Linked DNA regions of Homo sapiens: all the other regions are linked to region 2. A link is a loop called in an ENCODE intact Hi-C map of the cell type or tissue named here. Cell type or tissue: PC-9. All regions are shown on one strand.

The links. Peaks named below come from ENCODE experiments on the same cell type or tissue, not always from the same donor. Only the 100,000 strongest peaks of a DNase experiment are listed, where the experiment ranks them.
Region 1: a loop joins it to region 2, with 23 times the contacts of the local background. A loop is called at or near these places in 88 of 110 quality-filtered maps.
Region 3: it touches region 2 in a loop (6-fold over the local background); 7 of 110 quality-filtered maps call a loop at or near these places.

What each region holds. Positions count from the first base shown.
Region 1 is chr2:191,519,891-191,523,890 of GRCh38, forward strand. It overlaps LOC107985833 (a long non-coding RNA gene), which reads left to right. Exons shown (of 3, transcript XR_001739229.1): 2 at 2,935-3,023. Among named protein-coding and RNA genes, the nearest start is that of NABP1, 160 kb to the right of the region's middle. In PC-9, CTCF peaks have their summits at 1,930 (motif pointing left) and 2,130; no DNase peak of the experiment used is centred here.
Region 2 is chr2:191,163,082-191,167,081 of GRCh38, forward strand. No RefSeq gene overlaps it. Among named protein-coding and RNA genes, the nearest start is that of STAT4, 14 kb to the left of the region's middle. In PC-9, CTCF peaks have their summits at 2,204 (motif pointing right) and 2,404; DNase peaks (open chromatin) are centred at 2,380 and 3,190; H3K27ac peaks cover 952 bases.
Region 3 is chr2:191,380,552-191,384,551 of GRCh38, forward strand. MYO1B (myosin IB) reads left to right here. Exons shown (of 31, transcript NM_001130158.3): 14 at 911-1,015; 15 at 2,729-2,791. Among named protein-coding and RNA genes, the nearest start is that of MYO1B-AS1, 140 kb to the left of the region's middle. In PC-9, no CTCF peak of the experiment used is centred here; a DNase peak (open chromatin) is centred at 2,430; H3K27ac peaks cover 796 bases.

The DNA.
Region 1 (4,000 bases), 360 kb after region 2:
TTCCCATCATTTCCACTGCTACAATCCTAGTACAACCACCATTTTATCTCTGCCATTACCTTTGCACTTGCCTCCTTGGCAGAGGGATACTTTAAAAGGGGAATCAGTTCAAACAGAGGGATACTTTAAAAGGGGAATCAGTTCAAACCATTTCCCTGCTTAAAAAACTCCAGTGGCTTCCTATTACAGTCAGAGTAAATTCTAAGCCCCTTACCCAGTCTGCCAAGACTCTGTGGTATCTGACAGCATCTGTCACTTTCTCCTTTATTCACTTCGGTGGGCCAGTTGTAATAGCCTTCTTTTAGATTCTTAGAGAAGCACAGAGCCCTTGCAAGCTTCTTTGTAGAACTTTCTCCAGATCTAGTCTGCCTTATTTGCCATAGTATCTCCAGTACTAGAAAGAGTGGCTAGAATGTGGGAGACACCAGGCCGGGCACGGTGGCTCACCCTGTAATCCCACCACTTTGGGAGGGTGAGGTGGGCGGATCACCTGTGGTCAGGAGTTCAAGACCAGCCTGACCAATGTGGAGAAACCCTGTCTCTACTAAAAATACAAAATTAGCCAGGCATGGTGGTGCATGCCTGTAATCCCAGCTACTCAGGAGGCTGAGGCAGGAGAATTGCTTGAACCCGGGAGGCAGAGGTTGCGGTGAGCCCAGATCACGCCATTGCACTCCAGCCTGGGCAACAAGAACAAAACTCCTTCTCAAAAAAAAAAAAAAAAAAATGTGGGGGACATCAGTACTTGTTGGCTAGAGGAATGAATAAAATTAGCATTGTGGAAGTCAAATATTATAGTCAAAGTATTATCAAGACCAGGGCAAATCCAGATCACCTAGAAAACTGAGAAAAATGGAAGAAGGAGATGTTATATATATGAGAAGAGATATATATATATGAGAAGGTTTATACAGAAGATATGTCTTAATATGATAGGAATCCATTGTATTCTAGAGATTATGTTATCATAAGAAACAATATACTAACAGTTTTCATAATTCTTTAATGATAATACTGAAACATTCCTTAAGACAAGAAGAGGTAATATTTAAAAGTACATTCTAAGTCCATTTGTGCCTGATTTTTGCGTAGACGACTCATAATAACAAGTATTTTGCATATAAATTTGAATGTGGGAAAAGTATAGGGGCATTGCAAATGAGAAATGTGACTATTCAGTGAACGTTTGAATGCGTACTGATGTAAATGGTGACAGCATACAAGACCACTTTCCAAATCAAGCCCCAAGTCAAATGCCTTTTTAAATGAAATTAAATGTAAACAAAATACTAGTTGCAATGTTGGACAACAAAATTATATAATTAATCTTCCACCTTAGGCTATTTCTTTGTCAATAGCACAATCTTCTACTCTTTCACAAAGGTCTGACAATTGACTTCTTCTATGGTTGAAGAAGGCCTGTTACCAAATGAGCAAGCCTATTTATTGTAGAATTTAATTCAACTTTCTTGCTTGCCCATTAAGAAACACATACAGAAAACTTTCATAAAGAAACCTTTTAACTTTTCTTCCCTAAGGATTGCTATTAAAAAGCACACCAAAGCAAGGAAGATTTGAGCTATTTTAAAATATGTAACCCATAGTAATGAATTAATTACCATATAATACTTAAAGCTTTGATTATTCGTACATGAGAGCTTCCATTATTAATGATTGCTTATGAAATTAATCTTTCTAATTTCCATTATGATTCAAATTAACTTGATTAGTTGGTCTCATGATTCACATTTCTATCAACCTCTACTTTTAATTTCTGAAGCATGAAATGACATAAAATGTCTTTGGGGGGAAAAGCACTTAAAATTAAGATTTTACTTTGATGTAGTAAGTAAATGAATTGAATTAGATGAATAGCAATTGAACTTTGTTTTCATTCACACACTGTCCTCTGGTGTTTAAATGTCTACATTGCATGTTAAAATGAGAACCCAAGATCAAATGCAAAAAGTTAATAGCTTCTTGCACTTAGGAAGGTCCGTTTAACTTTGTGTTTGGTCTAATAATTGTCTGCCCTATCAAGATTGTGAGTAAATGGATAAAAAATTCAAATGACTTGATAAAAACTAAGCTCAGTGCTTTCTAATAATACAAACTGCAGGTTTATAGAACATATATTTATGCTGACAGGATACAGACTACCTTTTTAAAAGTGCACATGGAGATTTCTTTTAAAGTGAAATCATTCAGTACTAAAGAGTTCACTTCATTTCCCCCCTACATTTTCTCACTTAAGACTCTTCACTAGAGGTTTTGACAAAGGAGAATTTAGTGATGGTCTAGTGCAGCCATCAGGAGCAATTAGGCCCTGAATCAGGGCTTCGTGCTCATTTTGGAATTCTGTAATCCTAGCAAATATTTCCCAATTGCTTTAATTTGATCATTTTTTCCAACACCTTCTCTCTCTTGATTTAAATTGAAACCAGAGTTAAAATTTTCTTAATGTTTTTTGTTTCAATTTAGTTTACAATTTATATATGTGTGTGTGTATATATACACACACACATATACACACATATACATATGTACATATAAATACACACACACACACACACACACACACACATATACCTTACATGTCTCATTTTAAATCTTTTGGATTGGCTGGAGTCTGGGCTTGTGGATTTCATTGTTTTTTAATTTTTTGAGCAGTCTTTTGCCCCATTGTCTTCTAAGTGATGACTGTAATCATGCTGCCTTTTCAAATGTCATGAATCTAATTTTATTTGTTTAGTAGAGTTGACTGAGGAAGCCTGGTGAGGTCCATGACCAGGGTCTGGAAAATGATAAATGTTAGCCTCAGGGAATTTATCATTTTATGACAATATGTTCACTGAGGGAAAGTCATTCCAAGTAATTAGCATGATGCCGTCAGGGAAAAGCTACTTTTTGAGAGCAATGATTTTTTTTTTGCAGGTAAACGTATTTATCTGAAGCTGGAAGAACACTTTCAGACATAATGGGAGCATTCCCTCATGGAGCATGAGGGTGGCCTAAATGACCTTGTAAGTGATTGTTGACACGAGGAGTCTGTGACCCAGAATATGGTTTTATAAATTTCCCACCGCAGGGCACTGATGAACGACACCCAGCAAAACCTGGACACGTGATCTCCAAAACATGGGAAATTTACGCTTGGAGTGATTTATGCCCAGGAAAATTAGGACTAGCAATCATTTGATGCTGGTTCTTGGAGGACCTTAAAGGATTTAAACACTGAAAAATGAATGCATCATACAGGTCACTGCCTCAATATATTACAGCCCTGAAAATTACACTGGGATGTTCTGTTTTTGAAGTCTCATGAGGGCAGAGGGCATCCCTGGCTTTGCCCACTATCAAATTCACTGCACCTAGCAAAATGTCTGGCATGTAATAAGCATTCAATAAACATTTGTTGGAGGACTGGATAGTGAAATTTGGCATGGTAAACCAAAACTATTCAGATTATAATATTTTAAACTTTCCACTATTGATTATCTATCTTTTGTCTGTCTGTCCATCCATCCATCCATCCATCCATCCATCCATCCATCCATCCTTATATCTAGAAAAAAGACTACTCTGAAATTTGTGAGAACTAATATGAATGGCTTCATTTTTTATAAATAAAGGACTTACACCGGTCAGGCGCAGTGGCTCATGCCTGTAATTCCAGCACTTTGGGAGGCCGAGGCGGGCAGATAGCTTGAGCTCAGAAGTTTGAGGCCAGCCTGGCCAACAGGGTGAAACCTTGACTCTACTAAAAACACAAAAATTAGCTGGGTGTGGTGTCTTAAGCCTGTAATTTCAGCTACTCAGGAGGCTGAGGCAGGAGAATCATTTGAACCCGGGAGGCAGTGTTTGCAGTGAGCTGAAATCGCTCCACTGCACTCTGGCATGGGTGACAGGGAGAGACTCCATCTCAAACAAACAAACAAGCAAGCAAACAAACAAACAAACAAAAAACTTACTAAAGTCTTTAGCTAAAGACTCAACAAAG
Region 2 (4,000 bases):
GAGACCTACAAGGAGACTTAGACTCCCACACAATAATAATGGGAGACTTTAATACCCCACTGTCAATATTAGACAGATCAATGAGACAGAGGTTAACAAGGATATCCAGGACTTGAACTCAGCTCTTCACCAAGTGGACCTAACAGGCATCTACAGAACTCTCCACCCCAAATCAACAGAATATACATTCTTCTCAGCACCGCATCACACTTATTCTAAAATTGACCACATAGTTGGAAGTAAAGCACTCCTCAGCAAATGTAAAAGAACAGAAATCACAACAAACTCTCTCAGGCCACAGTGCAATCAGATTAGAACTCAAATTAAGAAACTCACTCAAAACTGCACAACTACATGGAAACTGAACAACCTGCTTCTGAATGACTACTGGGTGAATAACGAAATGAAGGCAGAAATAAAGATGTTCTTTGAAACCAATGAGAAAAAAGACACAACATACCAGAATCTCTGGGACACATTTAAAGCAGTGTGTAGAGGGAAATCTATAGCACTAAATGCCCACAAGAGAAAGCAGGAAAGATCTAAAATTGACACCCTAACATCACAATTAAAAGAACTGGAGAAGCAAGAGCAAACAAATTCAAAAGCTAGCAGAAGGCAAGAAATAACTAAGATCAGAGAAGAACTGAAGGAGATAGAGACACAAAAAACCCTTCAAAAAATCAATGAATCCAGGAGCTGGTTTTTTGAAAAGATCAACAAAATTGATAGACTGCTAGCAAGACTAACATAGAAGAAAAGAGAGAAGAATCAAGCAGATGCAATAAAAAACGATAAAGGGGATATCACCACCGATCCCACAGAAATGTGAACTACCATCAGAGAATGCTATAAACACCTCTACACAAATAAACTAGAAAATCTAGAAGAAATGGATAAATTACTGGACACATACACCTTCCCAAGACTAAACCAGGAAGAAGTTGAATCCTTGAATAGACCAATAACAGGCTCTGAAATTGAGGCAATAATTAATAGCCTACCAACTGAAAAAAGTCGAGGACCAGACGGATTTATAGACAAATTCTACTAGAGGTCCAAAGAGGAGCTGGTACCATTCCTTCTGAAACTATTCCAATCAATAGAAAAAGAAGGAATCCTGCCTAACTAATTTTATGAGGCCAGCACCATCCTGATACCAAAGCCTGGAAGAGACAAAAAAAGAGAATTTTAGACCAATATCCCTGATGAACATCGATGTGAAAATCCTCAATAAAATACTGGCAAACTGAATCCAGCAGCACATCGAAAAGCTTATCCACCACGATCAAGTCGGCTTCATCCCTGGGATGCAAGGCTGGTTCAACATAAGCAAATCAATAAACGTAATCCATCACATAAACAGAACCAATGACAAAAACCACATGACTATCTCAATAGATGCAGAAAAGGCCTTTGACAAAATTCCCCAGGCCTTCATGTGATAAACTCTCAACAAACTAGGTATTGATGGAACGTATGTCAAAATAATAAGAGCTATTTGTGACAAACCCACAACCAATATCATACTAAATGGGGAAAAACTGGAAGCAATCCCTTTGAAAACCAGTACAAGACAGGGATGCCCTCTCTCACCACTCCTATTCAACATAGTGTTGGAAGTTCTGGCCAGGGCAATCAGGCAAGAGAAAGAAATCAAGGGTATTCAATTAGCAAACGAGGAAGTCAAATTGTCCCTGTTTGCAGATGACATGATTGTATATTTAGAAAACCCCATCGTCTCAGCCCAAAATCTCCTTAAGCTGATAAGCAACTTCAGCAAAGTCTCAAGATACAAAATCAGTGTGCAAAAATCACAAGCATTCCTATACACCAATTACAGACAAACAGAGAGCCAAATCAGTGTAAAAATAATGAACTCAGTCTTAAAAATGAAGGGTTGGCATCATCTTTCTCTTGAGAATTGTTTGGCTTCACAGAGTCACATCATTGTTGATGAGCTGGAATAAATGCATGTTTTCCATTTGACTACTGCTTCCATCTTTCTGGGTGGAGTACAAATTCTCTGTTTTATGCTAGATGAGAGCAATGGTGAATAGTCTTACAACAAAGAACACAGTTTTAAAATGGAAAAGGAAAGCGCTATTTGAACGATAGTCAGTCCTTTTGCATAAATTGTTAATGTTGGTCAAATTGCAAAGGACTTCTTTTCCTTAGCCAGTTCTGGAGGCAGGAACTTTAAAAAGCACCAGAGGGCACTATTCTCACGTGAAAGCCAACTAAAAACCGAAGCTTCTTTTGAGTTTACTATAAGAGAGTGCCTTTCACATTTAAACAAGACCAGTATTAGTCTCTAGCCTTTTGGCATCTGTGATTGTGTAATCACTTGTCCTGAGATGTCACAAGGTTTATAGGATTAATAAACTAGACCCCTACCAACTTGCTCTATGGCTATCGCAAGTGTATCAGTCTTACTTTACACCAGGATGGATGTGGAAGAAGGAGAGAGGATGCAAGCAATAGTACTCATGTGAAAGGATTGTGAGGATTTATTCTTGGCTTTGTTTAACCTGAGTACCTGAATGGTGACATTGGTCAGATTCATACCTGAGTATTTACTTACAATTTAGATAAAGCCTTTGTTCCTTAGGTATTTAGGTATGTCAAACTTACACAGGGTGGTGATGACAAGAGATGGCTCAGAGGTCTCTTGCCTGTCTCCAAAATCCACCCTACCACCCCATATTATCTAGGTAAAGGTGGTTTCTTTGCTATACAACTTTAAGACAAATTCCCTGGCTGTCCCAATAAGTTGCCCCGTTTAACTCCTTTATAGAAATTCTAGAGCCATGACTGCTTGCTGGTTGGTTTTCCAGAGAATTTTCTCTAATAATCCAATTCATTTCCCATACAAAGGCATAAACTCTGTATTCACTTCCTCATTGCTTCAAGGTTTAGAAAAATCCACGAGGAAATCACAAGGGCAGTAGTCATCTATATCAAGTGCTGCTATATATATAAAAGATTAATAAAAATCAGGGACAAAAAGATCCATGGTAATGTATCAAAGAGCTATCTATTTAGGCTCCCTTTTAGATGGCATTCAGTCTGCAGATTCTCTCAGAATGGAGAAGCTTGTCATGTTTGGCCCTGTCAGAAGCAGCCAGTTAATCAGCTGTAACATGAGACTTTGACAGAACCAACTGCACAGTGGTAGCTTGTACTGTGAGTGCATTGTCCTCTCACCCACACTCTGCAATACTGCCCCATTGTAAACAAGATGTCTGGCTTAAATGGGATATCCTCTAAAAGTATTTAGGCTAAAACAGAAGCTGACATCATACGGGAAAGCTGCGTTCCCTCTGTTTGTATTTCTAACTTCCTATACTATTCCCAGAGAATTCCAGTGGATGTTGCTTAATAATGATAACAATGGATTACATACAGGTTGGCAAAGGGGGCAAAATTATTAGATCATCCAGTCAATTGGTCTTTCCAGCAAAGGGCAGAATCTCCAGATAGGGAATCTAACACTTCATTTAAGGCAACGGGCCAAGTAGTAGGAACCACACTGACTTTGTTGTCTTCTCTGCAATACTGCCAGAGCATTGAATCTATTTTAGTTGGCTGTACTTGTGCCCTACTTAATTCCTTAAACACGAGCTTCCAACACAGTGTTGCTCTTTCCTTTGGAGATAACCAGTGGAGTAAATGCTATCTGGTGGAAGGCAATTAACTCTTGTAAATGATGCCTGTGCAAAACCCAAGGTCTTGTTACCACTGAGAACACCTTGACAAGACAAGGCCAACACAGGAGAAAAGTCCTAAAGAGTCGTCCTGTGGAGAGTCTCTCACCTTTGCTGTGTACTGTATTGTATAAAACCTGGCTCAGAAAGGGCTATTGTTTCAGGCTTATTTATTCACCTGATGGAATTTATTCAATAGCACAGCTGAAACACTTCGTTTCTCACCTCTGGGTTTTGGTCTTTATAATAACCTTATTCCTGGATATATTTTCTTCTTATGTTCAAATATATGG
Region 3 (4,000 bases), 220 kb after region 2:
CTTGATAAATTTATTCATTTGGTGCTCTCAGGATGTACAGCAATACATTAAGCCCTGCAGATTGTTCAGAAATGATTTAGGCATAAAGCTTCTGTCAACAAATTCATAAGAGATTAATATGAAGGAGAGGCTGCTGAGACTTCTAAGAGTGATCAAGGGTATGGGCCTTCTACAGAGAGAGAGATTGTTTCTTGTCAGGGAGATGCTTTAATCTTTGGGTCTCCATTTGGTAGGAACTTCATTTGTTCATACAGTCAGCCAATACATATTGAGAACTTGCTAGGTGTGAGGTGCTGTGTAAGGGGTAGGAATACAGTGAACAAGAGAGCATGGTCAGCCCTCACCCATAAGAATGTACAGTCTAGTGAGGCAGATGTATATGAAACTAATCTGTACATGTGTATACTTACACATACACACATGTTCGTATAACATGATTTACAAAAAGGGTTAGGATGCAAGAGTCAGAGTGAGGGATCTGTCCCTGGATGGGGACAATAAGGGGTCAGTTCAGGGGGACTTCCTTGAGCTCTGAAGTTTCACCTGAGAATGGGAGATTCAGAACTTGGTGACAGAGATTGTGGAGCTCACTGTGTCTTTGCTGATCCTTCAGCAAAGGAAGTGAGATTGTTTCTAGCTTTTCTGTTTGGGGTGCTTCTCTGTCAACTAAAAGTCTTCATCCTTCAAATATTGCATCATTTGTGTATACTTCATTCATTCACTTACTCATGACCCACTCCTCGAGTGCCTGCAATGGGCAAGCGTCTGTCCTAGGAGCCGTGTGCTGGGCCACAGTTAAATCTGAGAGATCATGTGTGGCATTTCTCATGGATTGAGATGTCTGAGTGTCATTGTTTTGAGAGAGCTAGTGGCATGGTTTATAAAGCTGTTTTTCATTTTCTCCATACAGGACAACAGCTTTGAGCAGTTCATTATTAATTATTGTAACGAAAAGCTGCAACAAATCTTCATTGAACTTACTCTTAAAGAAGAGCAGGAGGAGTATATACGGGAGGTAATGTTGAAATGCTATTTTTAAAAGTGTTGGTCCTTTTTTACTCGTAATATAAATTCTAATTCAGAAGATAGCCTAAACAAGAAGCCATATTCAAAAGGCTACATACTGTATGATTCCATCTGTCATTCTAGAAGAGGCAAAGCTATAGAGACTGATTACCTATAAGAAGCTATAGAGTCAGGGATTGCCAGGAGATAGGAGTTGTGAGAGGGTTGTGGCTGCAAAGAGAATTTTGGGGACTGATAATGGTGGTGGTTGCTTGACATTATACATTTGCCAAAACTTAGAGAACTGTATACCAAAAAAGTCAGCATCACTGTAAGTAGATTTGAAAATATTTTGAGACTTTGTTCAATATCAAAAAGTATTGAGTATTCAAATTTATAGTAAAAATAGGTAACAGTTACTGAGTCCTTACTACATAGCAGGTATTATATTAAGTGCTATGTATAGATTATCTCATTTAATATAATCTTAAAATAACCAGAAGTAGTGTTTGCAGAGTCTTTTCATCATTAATTTAAAAATATATATTTGCTTTTCACCCTTTTATTTTTTAAAATAGCCAGTCTTTTTTCAAGTGTAAAATTAGTTATTTCAAAAAATAAAAAGGAATTGTTATGTTTATATTTTTATTTCCTTTTTTGTTTATTTGCCTTAATATTTTAGTAATGATATTACCTGTTTTCCTTTATTTTCTTAGTATCATTTTAAGCCATTAAGGACACTGAATTCTCTTTTATCTTTCTTTCCATATAGATTTTTCTAATGTGATTGTTATCCCCAGTGGCTTAGTAAAACAACCCATTTACTCAAAAGCTAAATCATAAATATTTCATCTTTATTTTAGAGTACTCATTATGCTTCAGAAATGTTTTATACTTGTCTGGCACCTTTTAGTAACATAAATATTCTAAAAGCACGATTCATTCTTTTCCTGTCTTCTCATCATGAAGAGAATGCCCAAACTTTGATGGGTAACTTAAAACAGTTTATACAGATTGTTTAAAACACTTCTAAGAATATATAGGAAGATTGCTAGCTTGCTGTAATGAATAGAAGACAAATAAATGTTTACATTTATGGACAGAATGTTAAGTAGACACAGAAAGATTACATTTGGCTTTATGGATTTGGCTTTGTAGCCAGTGTTAGAACCAGTGGATAGATTTTCATGTCTTTCCTTATGTTGAAAATACTTTGTGGTAGCGCTGGCCTGTTTTTTTTAACACTTGAAAGAGTTAACTTCCCTACAACACAAGATTGACTCTAAAATTAATTTTTTTCCTTATGATTACAGATTCAGAACAGAAGAATCTAGGCTTTAAATTCTTGGGATCAAGTTCTAACTTATTTCCTTATAAACATTGTAAACATACACAACGTAATATTGACCCAAGGGCCTGTTGAGTAAATATTTGGCCCAGGGCCAGTGAAGTGCATGGGAAATTGCTGCAGATGGGAGAGTGGAATGGAAGGCAGTCTCAGAACAGGTCAAGGGTGTTTGCTTCAATCAGATTATGTCAGTGGTAGGCAGCTGCATTGAGAAAGTTTTGGGAACTGCCTGTGACATTTGCAGTACCCATTCTATAAAGAAAATAAATTCAGAGAGGAAGGGAAATATGATAAGATGGTCAAAGTCTGTTTTATGGATGGTAGTGTCGTGGCTTCATCTTGTGTCATTGGATTTTGTTCTGTTTTGTCTTTTAGGATATAGAATGGACTCACATTGACTACTTCAATAATGCTATCATTTGTGACCTAATAGAAAATGTGAGTACTTAGGTACAGTTTTCTAAAGAATGTTTTAGTCCTATAATTCACCCTTATAAATGTTCTCAGTGCCTCAATGTTAAGCATTAGTATTTTCACTGTTTTTTATATATATATATATATATATATATACACACACACATATATATGTGTATATATATATATATACACGTACACACACACACACACACACACACACACACACATATATATATATGTTAAGGAACTGCAGAGTTCTAGAGATTTTATTGTAGCCCTAAGAGATCATACACAGTTCTTGAACACATACATAGACAGCTGGATGTTTTGATACTTAGCCAGGATCCCCAGTGGCCATATCACAACACCCTTTTATGACCTTCAGACACCAGGCCTTAAAGGTACCAGCCTTTCTTGTATGGTTGGAGCCCAGGTCTATTCCATGACTCCTGGGCATGTGAGTACTGATCAGAGTAGGCTCTGAGCAGCCATCCAGTTTTTTGCCAAATCAAAATATCCATTTCATTCCCAAAACTCTAATGACCTCTTAACATACTATTCACCGGGTATTATATTAAGTTTAAGTGACATAAAGGGACAACCTCTGGAGCTGAATTAAGTGGGACCCCAGAAGTGGCTTAAGTGCAGCTGTAGCATTGATTCAGATCATACATGCAGAGGGCATTGCATGTGTGACTGCAGGTGGCCAGGGACCTGGAATTTTTCGGATGACCCAAGTATGTGCATATGCAAAAAGGCTTAAAGTGTGAAAAATTATTGGATAATTTCGAGTAAGCTTTCTGAGTCCAAGATTTTTGTTTTTAGATCATATTCCGTAGTTTATTGTAAATGAATTAAATGTAGGAAGACTGATTTTGTGTGTGGAAAACAGGAAACTAATTTATGCTTAGGATTACTAATACCTGACTTTGAATAAGTAATTTGAAACAGTGTATAAGCCTTATTATCCTGCAGTCTTTTTAGCAAGACCAGTTTAGTGAGATGAGTGCTGTGTTTCAGGAATACAGTCACATGCTCTGAATGAATATTAAATCATTTTCTACTCATCTTTTACAAAGCTTTTTGGGAAATATGTAATTAGCCAGTATTTTTTTTCCTCAGTATTCAAGATATTCCTAAAAGTTGTTTCTCTGATTAAATTAAACAATATTCTAAGGCATCACTATTTTTCAATAAGAAATAAACTGTGTTTCAAAAAATCTGAACAAT